4 separate regions of the Homo sapiens genome follow, and regions 1, 3 and 4 are each linked to region 2. The links are chromatin contacts, found by Hi-C or POLR2A ChIA-PET in ENCODE. All regions are on one chromosome and are shown on one strand. The core of a region is the stretch at or near the end of the contact, and the rest is flanking DNA. Distances in the headings are between cores, read along the strand shown. Region 1 overlaps LOC112268263 (a long non-coding RNA gene). Region 2 has its middle 52 kb from the start of LINC01358. Region 3 overlaps JUN-DT (JUN divergent transcript). Region 4 has its middle 39 kb from the start of HSD52.

Region 1 (3,409 bases), core at 285-2,784, 210 kb after region 2:
GTGCATAATACCAAGATCAAACTGACTGGGACAACTATGGGAAACTCTAGGACATCCCCTAAACTGTCAGCATATCCCACACACATGTTTTCCTTGCCTTCACTGCCAACCAGACCAGGAGCCAATATCCCAGGACCAATCATAGCACCATTTATGGAATGTGTTCTGTGTTCTGAGCCTTATGCTGAGTATTGTACTTGCAATGTTTCAATTAATCCTCACACTAGATCTAAGATAAGTAATCTTATCTCCTTTTTACAGATAGGAAAACTGAGGCTTAAGGAAGGTTAGGACAAAAGTTAAGGAACTAATGGTTCATAAATGATGGGCCAGAGTTTCTATTCCAAGTTTATTTGACTATGATCTTGGGTATTATGATGCCTCTGTAAGAATTATTTTGCAGATGAGTCCCATGAAGGAAACTGACCTACCTGCAATCACATAGCTAGTAAGCACCAAAACTGGGATTATAATCTATGTCTCTTCAAGTCCAAAGACATGCTCTCCCTGTGATACTGTGCTACCTTCCCCAATCCCGTAAGACTAGTTTCTGCCCAAGCGTCCCTTCCCTGAGCTCAGAGCCTGCTGTTGTCCCTAGCCTATTGTTGAATGGCCTGGATCCATGCCTAGCTCTTCTTAGTTTCTTTCCCTGGAATCTGGGTTCCAGATTTTGTCCTTGCTGATGGGACACCTGCTGAGGAAGGACAGATCTTCCCAAAAGATGACAGATCCCTACTTGGTTCCAGAGAATGCAAACAAGAGTTCTCACTTCAGACACATCTACCTTTGAGAATGAGCACCAGACTAACCCATTCCCTTGTTTTCTGTGTTGGATCTGTTAAGCTGCCATGCTCCAAAATGCTGAGTGGGGTCAAGAGGTTGTTCTCCAGCCTGCCTTCTTGCAATTTCATCCTCTTGCTAATTCAGGCATGTTAGAGACCCATAATTCTCATACTCAGGCCTGACCGATAACAAATATCAGCCGTTATTTTTTTTTATGCTTCTTCATTTCCAATTGTAAAAGTTGTATGCTCATTGTTTTATTTCCCATTGCTACGACAAACCCTTCCTCTCTATAGCAGTGCTACAGGAGCATAAAGGGAGCAGAGTTGCAGATGGCATATTGTAACTGGCCTTAAGTACAAATTAAAAATCCACCTACATGGTCAAGGGATGCTACAACCAGATCAATTTGCAGATAAAGGTGCTCATTCAAGCTGAAGGATTTAACAGAAAAAAAGCAGACTAAGAAACAGAATATTTAAACACTTCAAGTCATTTGCTTGGAAAGACTTTCTGCATCTTGTTGGAGGAGCGAGTCATCTTCCTGTGTGAAGTGTTCAAAGCTCACTTCCGGTGAGTAATGAGAGGGGCATTCAGGTCTGGATGCAGCCACTGTGCACGTGGTGAAGTCCACGGCACTACGGCTTCCTCTTCAGAAAGCAGAGGTGCTGCCTCTTAGGCTCCATAATTCTGGGCTCTTCTCCAGGCCACAAAACAACCAAAGTTTCTAAGGGCATATGCTGATGGCATCTGCCAGCTCTCTATCCAGTGCAACTATGGCTGTCTGTGACTCACAGTAAGCTCCACCGGAAGCCTTTTCCATGTGTTTCTGTGCAGGCTCTGTTGGCTGAAATTCGTGCCAGTCCCGAGAAAGGTCTGTGGTTCTGGCAGGCAGCAATCATGTGTTGGAGAGCTGCAAGGACCCAGTCTTAGTTCAGGCTGTAGCTGCAGAAAGGGTAAAAACACAAGCCAGCACACACTGATGTGTATAGTGAATGGGCCTGGACTACCTCAGTAGGCTGGAAAATACATAACAGTAGGTCTGGGGGAGAATGTACATCACATACACAGAAGGCTACTCATTGTCTAAGCCAACAATGGAATTTCAAAAAAGATAGAGAAGACCCCATTTCTCTGAAGCAACAAATCGTGCAGGACAGTAAGAGACTTGTGTTAGAAACTCCCATCCTACCTCTTATCTGGGTTAACCATAAGCCTTCAAATGACCCCACAGAAGCAGCCTGCAAGGGAGATGGTGGAGATGTTATCACTTCTACTTTTCACACGAGGAAACTGAGCTTCCGGGAGGTTAAGTTGCCATAGATCACACTGATAGTCAGCGGCCCCAGAGGATTTGAACCCACATCTGTCAGACTCAAAAGCCACCCTCCTACCTGCTTCAAAATTCATCTTGTTCCGATAAATTGTTATTCAAAGTCACCTGTGTTCAATGCTGGAGCCAAACACCCTTTTGGGGTACTGAATAAAAGAAAGAAAAGGAGAGAGGAAAGGAGTCCTAGCTTTGCTGCTTTTAAACAATGTGGCCTTAAGCAAGTCACTAATAACCTCTCCAGCCTGAATGTTTAATTCTGGGATCACTTTGACAAGTTTATCAGGGGAGATTCTCTTGTGCTATTTCCTTTATTGACCCTGAAAAAGTATAGTTTTCTCACTCAGTCATTATTCATTGATTCCTTCACTCTGTAAACATCTACAGACTACTCAGCGGCAGGCACTAAGGCAGAAGGATAAATAAGACATGGTCCCTGCCATCAAAGTAGTCATGGTCTGATGGGAAGAAAGGCCTACAAAAACAGTCACGTGGCAGTGCACAGGACACAGTGCTCACCCTCCATAAGCACAGACCTTTCTGCTGGTGCAGACCCGGAGCCAGCTTCTCAGCATGCACAGCAGAATGTGCACTACAGCAGCACCCTGCCCTAGGACCATGGGAGCACAGGAGAAGGGGCAATTAACACTCAGTTTTTCATCTTTGAACCACAGTCACTCTCTGAAATTACATCTTAGGGCCTTAGGGCTATTTTCACTGCATGGCACTGTTGGGTGACTCATCATAAATTTAGAGCTGGAGAAGAATGCTGAGATTATTATAATGCAATCCCTCATGTTATAGGTGGGAAAACAGGCCTAAAGAGGTAAGGTCACAGGTAGGAAGAAGTAGAAACTGCTTCTGCACCCAGATCTCTTGACTTCCATGTCTTGCTAATTTTCAGCAGTTATGAGATACCCAAATCTTTTTCCTGTTTTGATTCTCCCTACCTCCTTTCATACTATACAGTTTCATTCAACTAGGTGTAATAATGGAAGACAAGGACTCTGAATAAATATGAAACTTCTCCGTGGGACACTTGAAATTAAAAAAACATCATTTTTTTGGACTCATTTGCAGAAATCTCCAGTGAATGGACCTTGACCTAGCTGAGGTACTTAAGTCCTAGCTAACGTTAAAATCTGCTGCAGATGAATCTCTTTTGTAAAATGTAGTATATGGAAAAAGTCTCGATCTTGGATTTAGGAGGCCTGGATTCAAATATCAGCTTTGCCAATAGGTTGCCTTCAGTTCTTAGGCAAGTTCTTCCCTTCTGAGGACCTCAGTCAGTCCCCT
Region 2 (2,962 bases), core at 153-2,652:
GGAAGGGCCCCCTCCAGACCTTTGTATGCCTGTAAAGTCCTACTTGACTCCTTCTCCCCCAAGAACTAAGGCTTCTCCCTCTTTTGTCCCAGCCACACCGGACTGAAATGATCTGGGCCCAAGGGTCCTCTGGGATTCTTTTCCATGCATGTGTCTTTTTCTCTTTTTTCTTGGAGGAGAACCACAGCTTTATTAATAACACTTTAAAAATTTTTATACACATACAAATGTATAATTCAAATATGACAAATATAAAAATTAGTTAATTCTAGGTGGTGGAACAAATGGTAATTTGTCAAGTTGTCTGTGCTTTGTTTTTAATATTTTTGAAACTACATGTTTACTGTAAAATAAAGCCAACTATTATATTCATTTAGAAAACAATATTCCTCTTCCTCATTCTCTCACCTGATTATCACTTTTGTTTGTTTGTTTGTTGTTTGCTTTAATTTTTTAATTTTTTTATCTTTTAAGTTCTGGGGTATAAGTGCAGGATGTGCAGGTTTGTTGCATAAGTAAATGTGTATCACAGTGGTTTGTGGTACCTATCAACCCTTCACCTAGGTGTTAACCCTAGCATGCATTAGCTCTTTTCTCTAATGCTTTCCCCACTCCCCTCCCCCAACAGGCCCCAGTGTGTGTTGTTCCCCTCCCTGTGTCCATGTGTTCTCATTGTTCAGCTCCCACTTATGAGTGAGAACATGTGGTGTTTGGTTTTCTGTTCCTGTGTTAGTTTGCTGAGGATAATGGCTTCCAGCTTCATCCATGTCCCTGCAAAGGACATAATCTCATTCCTTTTTATGGCTGCATAGTATTCCATGGTGTATATGTACCATATTTTCTTTATCTAGTCTATCATTGATGGGCATTTGGGCTGACTTTTTTCTACAGCAGCCACTGAGCTAGCTCAGAATGGGGCAGCCCCTTTAGCAACCCAGGATGCCCAGTGCCAATCTCAGTGCCTGGCATGGAATAGACTGTCAGTAAATAGTTGCTGACTTGAACTAAACTGAATGGAATTGCTCCAAATATTCACCAGGAATAAATTATTTTAAAGTACAATTTTGACATTGTTTTTAAAAACGATCTTAGAGCTAAATACATAACTAAAAAAAAAAATACATGCTGAAAAACACATCCACACAAACAAACATGTATGCAAACAAACATTTGCCAAACACAACTCTAGGAGGCTTTTGCAGACTTGTCTGCCATTTAAGGCCTGTAATTTCCCTCTTGGCTGACACTGGCTTTGGCCTGGGCCATGTTTCACAGACTCCTGGCAGGCAGCCTCGTTGGGCTTTGCTTAGCTTTTTTTTTTTTTTTTTTTTCTTTCATCAGACTTGAAACTGAAGCGACAGGACTTTCTGAAACCTTCTGTCAGCTGTAGCTGCCACGCTTCATGTAACCTCCTTACCCCTCCCAGGTTCTGTGGCTTTATAAATGTGTCTAGAGGTCCAGGAACAAGGTAGTAAACAGTGGATTCCTTCTAGAAGGAATAAAGAGGGTTCAGGAGGCACCACCCAGTCTGGGGACTGCCTGTGAACCAGGCCAGGCCCCTACTCCCCCAGAGCAGATTAGATCTGATGGTCTGGACTGCTGGCCAACTTTCAGCATGAAAAAGGTAGAGATACTGGAGAGGAAGTAAAGGAACATGAAAACAAAACCAAATGAACTCTGTTGTGCTGCTGACATGGGTAAAACTTGTATGAACCTAACTGCTGGAGGAAAGTGGGGGCAGCTGGTTTATTCTACGGAGTTCTAGTGTGAGATGCAGCTCATGTTTCTATGCCAATTTCTAATGAGCAAGCTACCCCACTTCTCTGAGCCTCATTTCCTTATCCATGAACTGGATAATATCTACCTTGCAGGGCCAATGTGAGGTTGAATGAATTCATGTTTGTAAGGAGATAAGCGCTTCATAGAAGGTTAATAAATAATAGTTTTTTTTATGGTAAAAGAGCCCCCAATCACAAAACTAGAAGACCCCATTAGAGGGATCCAGTTCCCACTCCTCCCTACACCACTTAAAGTGTAGCCTTCTCCATAGTTGCCTCTCCCAGCCCACGCTCATAGGCTCCCCCAGGGAGCCTGCTGCATCCTGGGGAAATTCTCGCTACTAGAAAGTTTTTCCTTGGGCTGAATCAAAATTGATGTCTCTGCAGCTTTCACCTATTGGGCCTTCCCCCTCAAGAACACTGAAAACAAGTCTATACCCTCCACCTCTCTGCAGTCTTCAGCATAGAGGACAGCTCTCAAGCCCTCTTTGAGGTGTCAACAGAAGTCTTGAGGCTTTAGTTAGGTATATACACATACAATATACATATATACTATATATATACACACATATATATACATATATATGTATGTATATTGTATGTGTATATGTGTATGTATATATCTATATATGTATGTGTATATGTATCCCATACATACGAAGAAAGAGAGAGTGTAAGGTATATTTATATACACTCATATGTAAGTATGTAGAGGCAACTACAAGGGCCTCTGTAGGCAAATACATGTGTACCTATCCAGGACTTGCGAGGTCCAGGAGGGCTTCTTAGAGGAGGTAATGTTTAACCTGAGTAGGCAGTGTAAAGTGCATGTGCAGTCCCACAGCTAATAGTGAGGAACCCAGCCTCAGGAGCATGCCCCTCTGCTGTAGCAGTGGGTGACAGTTGGCATCAACAAAGTGTGTGAAGCTAGATATCATTATTGTCCATTTGTAATTGTTTGTTATTATCCAAATTAACCTTTCTAGGCCCAGTTTCCTCAGTAGCCTTGGCCCATTCTTCTGACAGCATGTTTCTTGATTTGCCTCTGTAATAAACAGGGAGACCTGGGTTTGAGTCAGGCTCTGTCACTCACAAGCTGGGCAGCCACTCCTCTGGGCCTTGGTTTCCACATTGCGAGATGAGAACCTACTGCCCAGGTTGCTGGTGGATTGAATGAGGCATCT
Region 3 (2,976 bases), core at 18-2,517, 140 kb after region 2:
TGATACAAACAATAATGTTGCACATGTGTTAAATACTTTACAGTTCACAAAACTCTCCCCTGTGTGAGGTCATCTGATGCTCAAGGCAAACCTGAAAGGAAAGCAAGGTAGGGACAATTATTCTCATTTTGGAAAAAGGTTATTTGGGATTCAGAAAAGATTGGCTAATCTGCCCAAGGTCACAAAGCTAGTAGTTAGTTGGAAAAGAACTAAGCCGAGATCTTCTGATTCTCAGTCCTATATTCTTTGGGCTACCCTTACTCCAAATTGACTTGGGAACTCTTGAGATAAACATCAGTCACCAACTTCAACATCTAGATATTCACTCATGAAATACCCTTGGGATAGTCACGTGCTCTGAGATACCAGAGGTAAAAGACATAGTCCCTGCCCTCAAGAAGCTCACAGACATGTAACCTGATCATTATAATGCACAGAAGAAAGCATAATTTCTGCAAATGCTGTGAAAGAATTAAAATAGCTAATAAGACTAGTAATAAGTAACACTTACCGAGCACTTACTATGTGCCTGTTTCTGTCCTAAACACTTTGCATGTGGAGTGGGTAACATTATGTACCACAATGCCTGGCTCATAACAAGAGCTTAAGAGTTTAAGAATTGCCAACTGGCCGGGCGCGGTGGCTCATGCCTGTAATCCCAGCACTTTGGGAGGCCGAGGTGGGTGGATCACAAGGTCAGGAGTTCAAGACCAGCCTGGCCAACATGGTGAAACCCCGTCTCTACTAAAAAAATACAAAAATTAGCCGGGCATGGTGGCATGTGGCTGTAATCCTAGCTACTTGGGATGCTGAGGTGGTAGAATTGCTTGAACCTGGGAGGCGGAGGTTGCAGTGAACTGAGCCACTGCACTCCAGCCTGGGTGACAAAGCAAGACTCTGTCTCAAAAAAAAAAAAAAAAAAAAAAAGAATTGGTAACCAACCATCTTTATTATTATATTTTTAAATATAAAATCAAGGATTATTATCTTTAAAAAAAAGAATATTTAAAATTGAAATTATCCAGGGCAATATAGTAGGGGAGCAAATAATCAACCAACAGGGAGAAGTTGGAGCTGGGTCCTAAAGAATAATAAAGGGCTCACAGACAAGGAGGGAAGAACATTCCGGGTAGAGCGAGCACACTTGCAAAGACTTGGGGCCTGAACAAGTCTAGGGAAGGGTGAGGCAGGGAGGGGAGGCATTGCCCTCTGGGCAGCCAGGACAACATACAGAAGAGGAAAAGGAGGTGGCCTCCAGCCAGAAAGCAGCAGGTGGGGCGGGGTGGGGGCACTCCCTGTGCCTGACCCAAGCACCGAGGGTGAGGCACTGATTTTCCAAGGCTATTTGTTTGCAGGTTACATTTTTCCTGAAAAGAATCCAAATGCTTTTGTTTTCACAGACAATTCTAGACTTCTTGGTCCAAGGGCTTTCCCTGAGAAATATCCTAATGGCTGTGGGCCAAGACAGGGTTCCACTAAGCCCTGGACTCACAGCATAACAGTGTGGCAGGCTGGAATCTTCTTCAGAACCTGTAAGGAAGTGGAAATTCAGTCACTCCCTGGGAGATTTGTAAATATAAGTAATATGCCCTGTTGGTTCTGCCCCAACCAAACCCTCCTACTTGAGATCCTCTGAATATGGCCTGCAGTGTGGAACCTCTATGCCTAATAGGTCCCTTCCTCCTCTTTCCTGTTTGGCATGGTCCCGAACTTCCTGCAAGACCAGCCTCAATATTCTTCCTTTTGAGCCTTTTCTGGCAGTGGTGGCCCCAAATCCTGGTCCCAACACCAGGGTGGATGGGTAGCTTTGACTTCAGTGCTCCTAACGGAGCCATGGATGCACCTCTACTTACAGTCATCTCATTGCCTTGGAATTAAGCACCCCATCTCCCCTACCCTACCACCCCCTGGCCTCCACCTGTAAGCCAGTGTCAACCAAGGTTGGGGAGGTAGAGAGCAGTCCACCTGGTACAGGTTATATATAAAGGCATGCATTATCTGTAGCAAACTTTAAAAAAAGAAGAAATTTAACAAAAGTCAGTCTCTTTGTTCATTGTCACATGTGCAGGTAATTCTGAATAATGTCAGGGATAAAATATTCTCCCTCGCAAGGGCAAATGTCTCTTTCTCACACCACTTGGTGTTTTGCTCCTGTGGATACTTCCCAGTTTCTTCTGTTCAGGAAAAGACGATGCTATTAGCGATAGAATGGAACACTGGGCGGAGGCTTTAGTCAGTCAACAGTTGCTCACTAAGACCTAGTATGCACCAGGTACCATGCTAGCCATTTTACAAGCATTATCTCTGCTCTTCCTAACAATCCCTAAACGTATGCATCTATGCATGCATCTCTGTTGGGTTATTTGTCAGATGAAGAAACTGAGTCTCAGTATCATTAGATGATTTGTCTAGGGTCCTACCATAAGAAACTCAAACCTAGATCTGGGTAGCCCAGAGTTTAAGTTCATTCTCCTGTGGTTCACCGCCTCCCCTCTGTGAGCCCCTAGAACAGCATGTCTACTCAGTACCAGGGGTTAGAACTGCAAGCTACACATCCTTTCCTTAAGGAGTCCACAGCTTAATGCAGAAAGGAACTCATGCAACTCAGCATGATTCAGTTTAGCATGTGACGAGTGGTTTTAGAAATAAAACAGACCAACCCCCAACTACTGCAGCCTTAAAGATACAAGGGGAGAGGAGAGTTGTCAAGAGAAGTAATTAGCACTGATTGAACTCACAGCAGATGCTGTTTTGGATACCACACACATGCTCTCCTACTTGAGTCTTACTACAAACACCTCTGAGGTGGATCTTATTTTTCTGAGTTCTCAGATAGTGCTCAAACAGGTTAAGTGACTCAGCCGGGGTCACACAGCAGCTAGTAGCTGGTAGAACAGGGATTTGAGCAGAGGCCTCTCTGACTCAGAAGCCCATGCTCTGGCCACAGCAGCCCCCTAATGAAAAGGGAGTGAACGT
Region 4 (3,059 bases), core at 353-2,852, 140 kb before region 2:
GGCCTAGGGCTCAGGGAGACTGAGAAATGAGGGCTTTATTGCCACTTGCTGGAATTGAGACCTGCTAATGTGGCAAAGAGAGATCTCCTTGATCTCCCATTTTGAGGACCAGGCAGAGGAAAGTGATTACATTACTGGCAACACCAGCAGACATTTTCTTACCACTGCCTGTGTAGGCCTGTGCCATTATGCTCTGGGGAGCATGGAGAGATATTGAATGCCATATCTACCCTCAAGATGCTTAAATGCTCACAAACTGTAGAATCCCCCAGCTGGAAGGGATTTTAGGGATTGTCTAGTCCAGACCTCTCTCTACTTCATTTACAATGGAGTAGAAGAGAGGTCTGGACTAGATAATCACCTAGTGCAATTATGATGTGCATTTCCAGAGATGGGGGCTACCATCTGAACAACTTTCTCTGTGAGTCAACAGTGGTCATTTCTTACACTGAATGACATGTGCAACCCTGTAACTTCTATGTAGCTGCTCTGGTGTTTTCAGGAAACAGGTCTTGCTTATTCTTTATTCTACAAAATAAAGCATTTGCTATGTGAAGGCAGCTGTCACATCTGTTTGTCCATCTGTCTTCTGCTTTCCCAACCAGTCTCCTCTTTTCTAAAAGGGGTGTTCCATAAGTTTAAGCTCACATACTTTGGAGCTCTTGGGCCTGGCTCTGACACTTACCAGCTGTATGACCTTGAGCAAGTGACTTACCCTCTCTGAGCCTTCATTTCTCCATTTGTAAAATGAAGCTAATATTAATATTACTCACCTCACGACATTATTGTAAGGCTTAAATGAGCTGATGAATGTAAAACACAAAGCCTGACACCAAAGACAGCAGTTATTATCATTACTTATATCTTTATAATTAATAATAATGAAACATCTGGCCCCTCTTCTCTCTTGAGTAACTTGTGATATTAGCTAATAAAGGAAAGCAAACGTTTAACACTTGGGGGGGGGACATTAGCATAAAAGTGCTGCCTACAATTGTGAGGCATACTTTTTGTTCCTTTTACCAGTGCCACTGGATCCCTAATGCTGTTCATAAAAAATCACCTCCTGGGGTCGCCAGTTTGCTGTCTCCATTTGCAAACCGCCTCCTGGGAGGTTCCATCTGTTACAATGGGTATTGGCATTCCTTGGCTAATTTTTTTTTTTTTTCTGGTTAGCAGAAGCAGACAGAACACAAATAAACAAACATATTGGAGAACTCAGATTGTACGGCATAGGGAAAAGAAGTCAGGAGGACTGGGATTCTGAATTCCACCTTACCACCCACTGGCTGGGTGACCAGCGATAAGTTACAGTGCCCCTGTGGGCCTCTTGGATTTTTGAGATCCTGTTCAGCAACAGCATCTTGTGACTAGAGAAAGGATTTGCAATGGCCCGGATTCCCCTGGAATCTCTTTCTTCCCACCTAGGGCTGGTCCAGGTGGGACCAGCATCTGGGCGGAGGCTGGGTACATGCCCAGACAGCCCTGCATGGTCTGTGAGCCAAGCATAGCCTGCCTGCTACTAGGGTGTGATTGTTCTTGTGATTTGGCAATACCCGGCAAACATGTCCCATCGGGGCTGAGCTAAGAATAGGTCCGATGCTTGAGGCCCAGGAAAATCAGCAGCCCAGCACACATGAGGTTGCCCAACAAGGCAGAACCAAGCTGCCACCACCACTTTAGGGGCATGATGACCAAAGAGATGAGGTTTGGCCAATTTTTCCATATGTATCCTCTTTTTTCACCCTCCTCTGGTATCAGGGCCAGTGCCTTCCCACTCTCTTTTCTCCCTCTCTTCTACTTCTGGATAAACTGATTTCTGGAGAGGTACTGAACATGGGCATGGTATAGTGAAAAAAGCCGGTGTTTCGACATAGGGGGCTCAGGTTGAAATCCTGGCTGTACTATTTTCTAGCTGTTTGACCCATGAGCATGAGACCCTTTTGAGGCTCAGTTGCCTCAGTGAAATAGTGGTGTTAATTATCCTTAATTATAAAAAATTTTATGAGTTACTGAAAGCAGTTAGTATCTAGAGCAAGGTTCTCAAAATTTATCATACATGATAATCACTTGAGGAGTGGGGGAAGCTTGTTAAAATAGAGCTAGGCCAGATGCAATGGCTCATGCCTGTAATCCAAGCCTTTGGGAGGCTGGGGCAGGAGGATTGCTTGAGCCCAGGAGTTTGCTACCAGCCTGGGAAACGTAGTGAGACCCAGTTTCTCAAAAAAAAAAAAAAAAAAAAAAAGCTGGGTTTTGTGGTGTGCACCTGCACCTATAGTCCCAGCTACTTGAGAGGCTGAGGTCGGAGGATCGCTTGACCCCAGGAAGTAGAGGCTGCAGTGAGCCATGATCACACCACTGCACTCCAGCCAGGGCAGCAGAGCAAGACCCTGTCTCAAATAATAGTAATAATAATAATAATAATAATAATAATAATAATAATAATAATAAAATAAAATAAATATAAAAAACCAGAGGGCCCCACTGTACTACACCCCCACTTTCTGATTGGGTGGGTTGGAGAGCATGGTCTTCCTAGCACGTCTCCAAAGGATGCTGATGATGCTGGTCCAGCAATCATGGTGAGGAGGAGCACGAGGTTAGAGGTCCAGTATGTGAGCTCTGGGGTCTGACCATGAGAGTTCAACCCTGGGCCCTGCCCCTTCTAGCAGAGTGTCTTTGGGCAAGTTCCTGAACCTTTCTGAACCTTATTTGGAAAATGGGAGAATAATAATTGTTACTTTATAGTGTTGATCTGAAGATTAAGTGAGTTCATTCATACAAAAGCACTTAAAACAGCATCTGGCAAACAGTAAGCTTTGAGTGAACATTAGCTTTTATTAGTATCGCAGAGTCTGCACAGGGTTCAGTACGTGTTCTTTTTCTGCTCTCTCCCTGCAGTTATTGCCAGTTTCGCTTGAATTTCTGTCTCTAGGCCACCTCTCCCAGGGTCTGTGCTCTGACCCTTGCCCTTCTGCATGGAAGGGCAGGCATATATTGGGAGGATCTGGGGCCACCAATGTGCACAGACTGAATGTTAAAGTTTAGAGATCACAGAC

Evidence for each region. A loop is a pair of places that touch in the nucleus more often than their neighbours do. ChIA-PET counts read pairs that join two places held with the same protein, here RNA polymerase II (POLR2A). Pooled maps may share reads with other maps.
Region 1: a loop to region 2 is called in a pooled map, with 2.4 times the contacts of the local background. The contact joins two enhancer-like sites. A Hi-C loop is called at or near these places in 1 of 37 single-sample maps with no recorded cell type and 2 of 50 pooled maps. POLR2A ChIA-PET finds 5 or more read pairs at or near these places in 2 of 52 experiments (T-cell and activated B cell).
Region 3: a map of astrocyte of the cerebellum shows a loop between it and region 2 (6-fold over the local background). The contact joins two enhancer-like sites. A Hi-C loop is called at or near these places in 3 of 168 maps with a recorded cell type or tissue (B cell, astrocyte of the cerebellum and sigmoid colon), 26 of 37 single-sample maps with no recorded cell type and 16 of 50 pooled maps. POLR2A ChIA-PET finds 5 or more read pairs at or near these places in 5 of 52 experiments (AG04450, B cell, HCT116 and 2 more).
Region 4: a pooled map shows a loop between it and region 2 (2.2-fold over the local background). The contact joins two enhancer-like sites. A Hi-C loop is called at or near these places in 1 of 50 pooled maps. POLR2A ChIA-PET finds 5 or more read pairs at or near these places in 4 of 52 experiments (GM12878, HCT116, activated T-cell and 1 more).

What each region holds. Positions count from the first base shown.
Region 1 is chr1:58,753,681-58,757,089 of GRCh38, reverse strand. The region is part of intron 6 of LOC112268263 (a long non-coding RNA gene); the gene reads right to left. Among named protein-coding and RNA genes, the nearest start is that of JUN, 29 kb to the left of the region's middle. RefSeq lists an enhancer at 889-2,088. Within about 2 kb of position 1,534, at least 28 of the 41 ENCODE cell types and tissues checked have a DNase peak (open chromatin) inside an H3K27ac peak, as active enhancers do.
Region 2 is chr1:58,967,176-58,970,137 of GRCh38, reverse strand. No RefSeq gene overlaps it. Among named protein-coding and RNA genes, the nearest start is that of LINC01358, 52 kb to the left of the region's middle. RefSeq lists an enhancer at 1,397-1,556. Within about 2 kb of position 1,402, at least 26 of the 41 ENCODE cell types and tissues checked have a DNase peak (open chromatin) inside an H3K27ac peak, as active enhancers do.
Region 3 is chr1:58,823,507-58,826,482 of GRCh38, reverse strand. All of the region lies in intron 1 of JUN-DT (JUN divergent transcript), which reads right to left. Among named protein-coding and RNA genes, the nearest start is that of JUN-DT, 40 kb to the right of the region's middle. Within about 2 kb of position 1,267, at least 9 of the 41 ENCODE cell types and tissues checked have a DNase peak (open chromatin) inside an H3K27ac peak, as active enhancers do.
Region 4 is chr1:59,106,199-59,109,257 of GRCh38, reverse strand. No RefSeq gene overlaps it. Among named protein-coding and RNA genes, the nearest start is that of HSD52, 39 kb to the left of the region's middle. RefSeq lists enhancers at 1,021-1,521, 1,522-2,022. Within about 2 kb of position 1,602, at least 11 of the 41 ENCODE cell types and tissues checked have a DNase peak (open chromatin) inside an H3K27ac peak, as active enhancers do.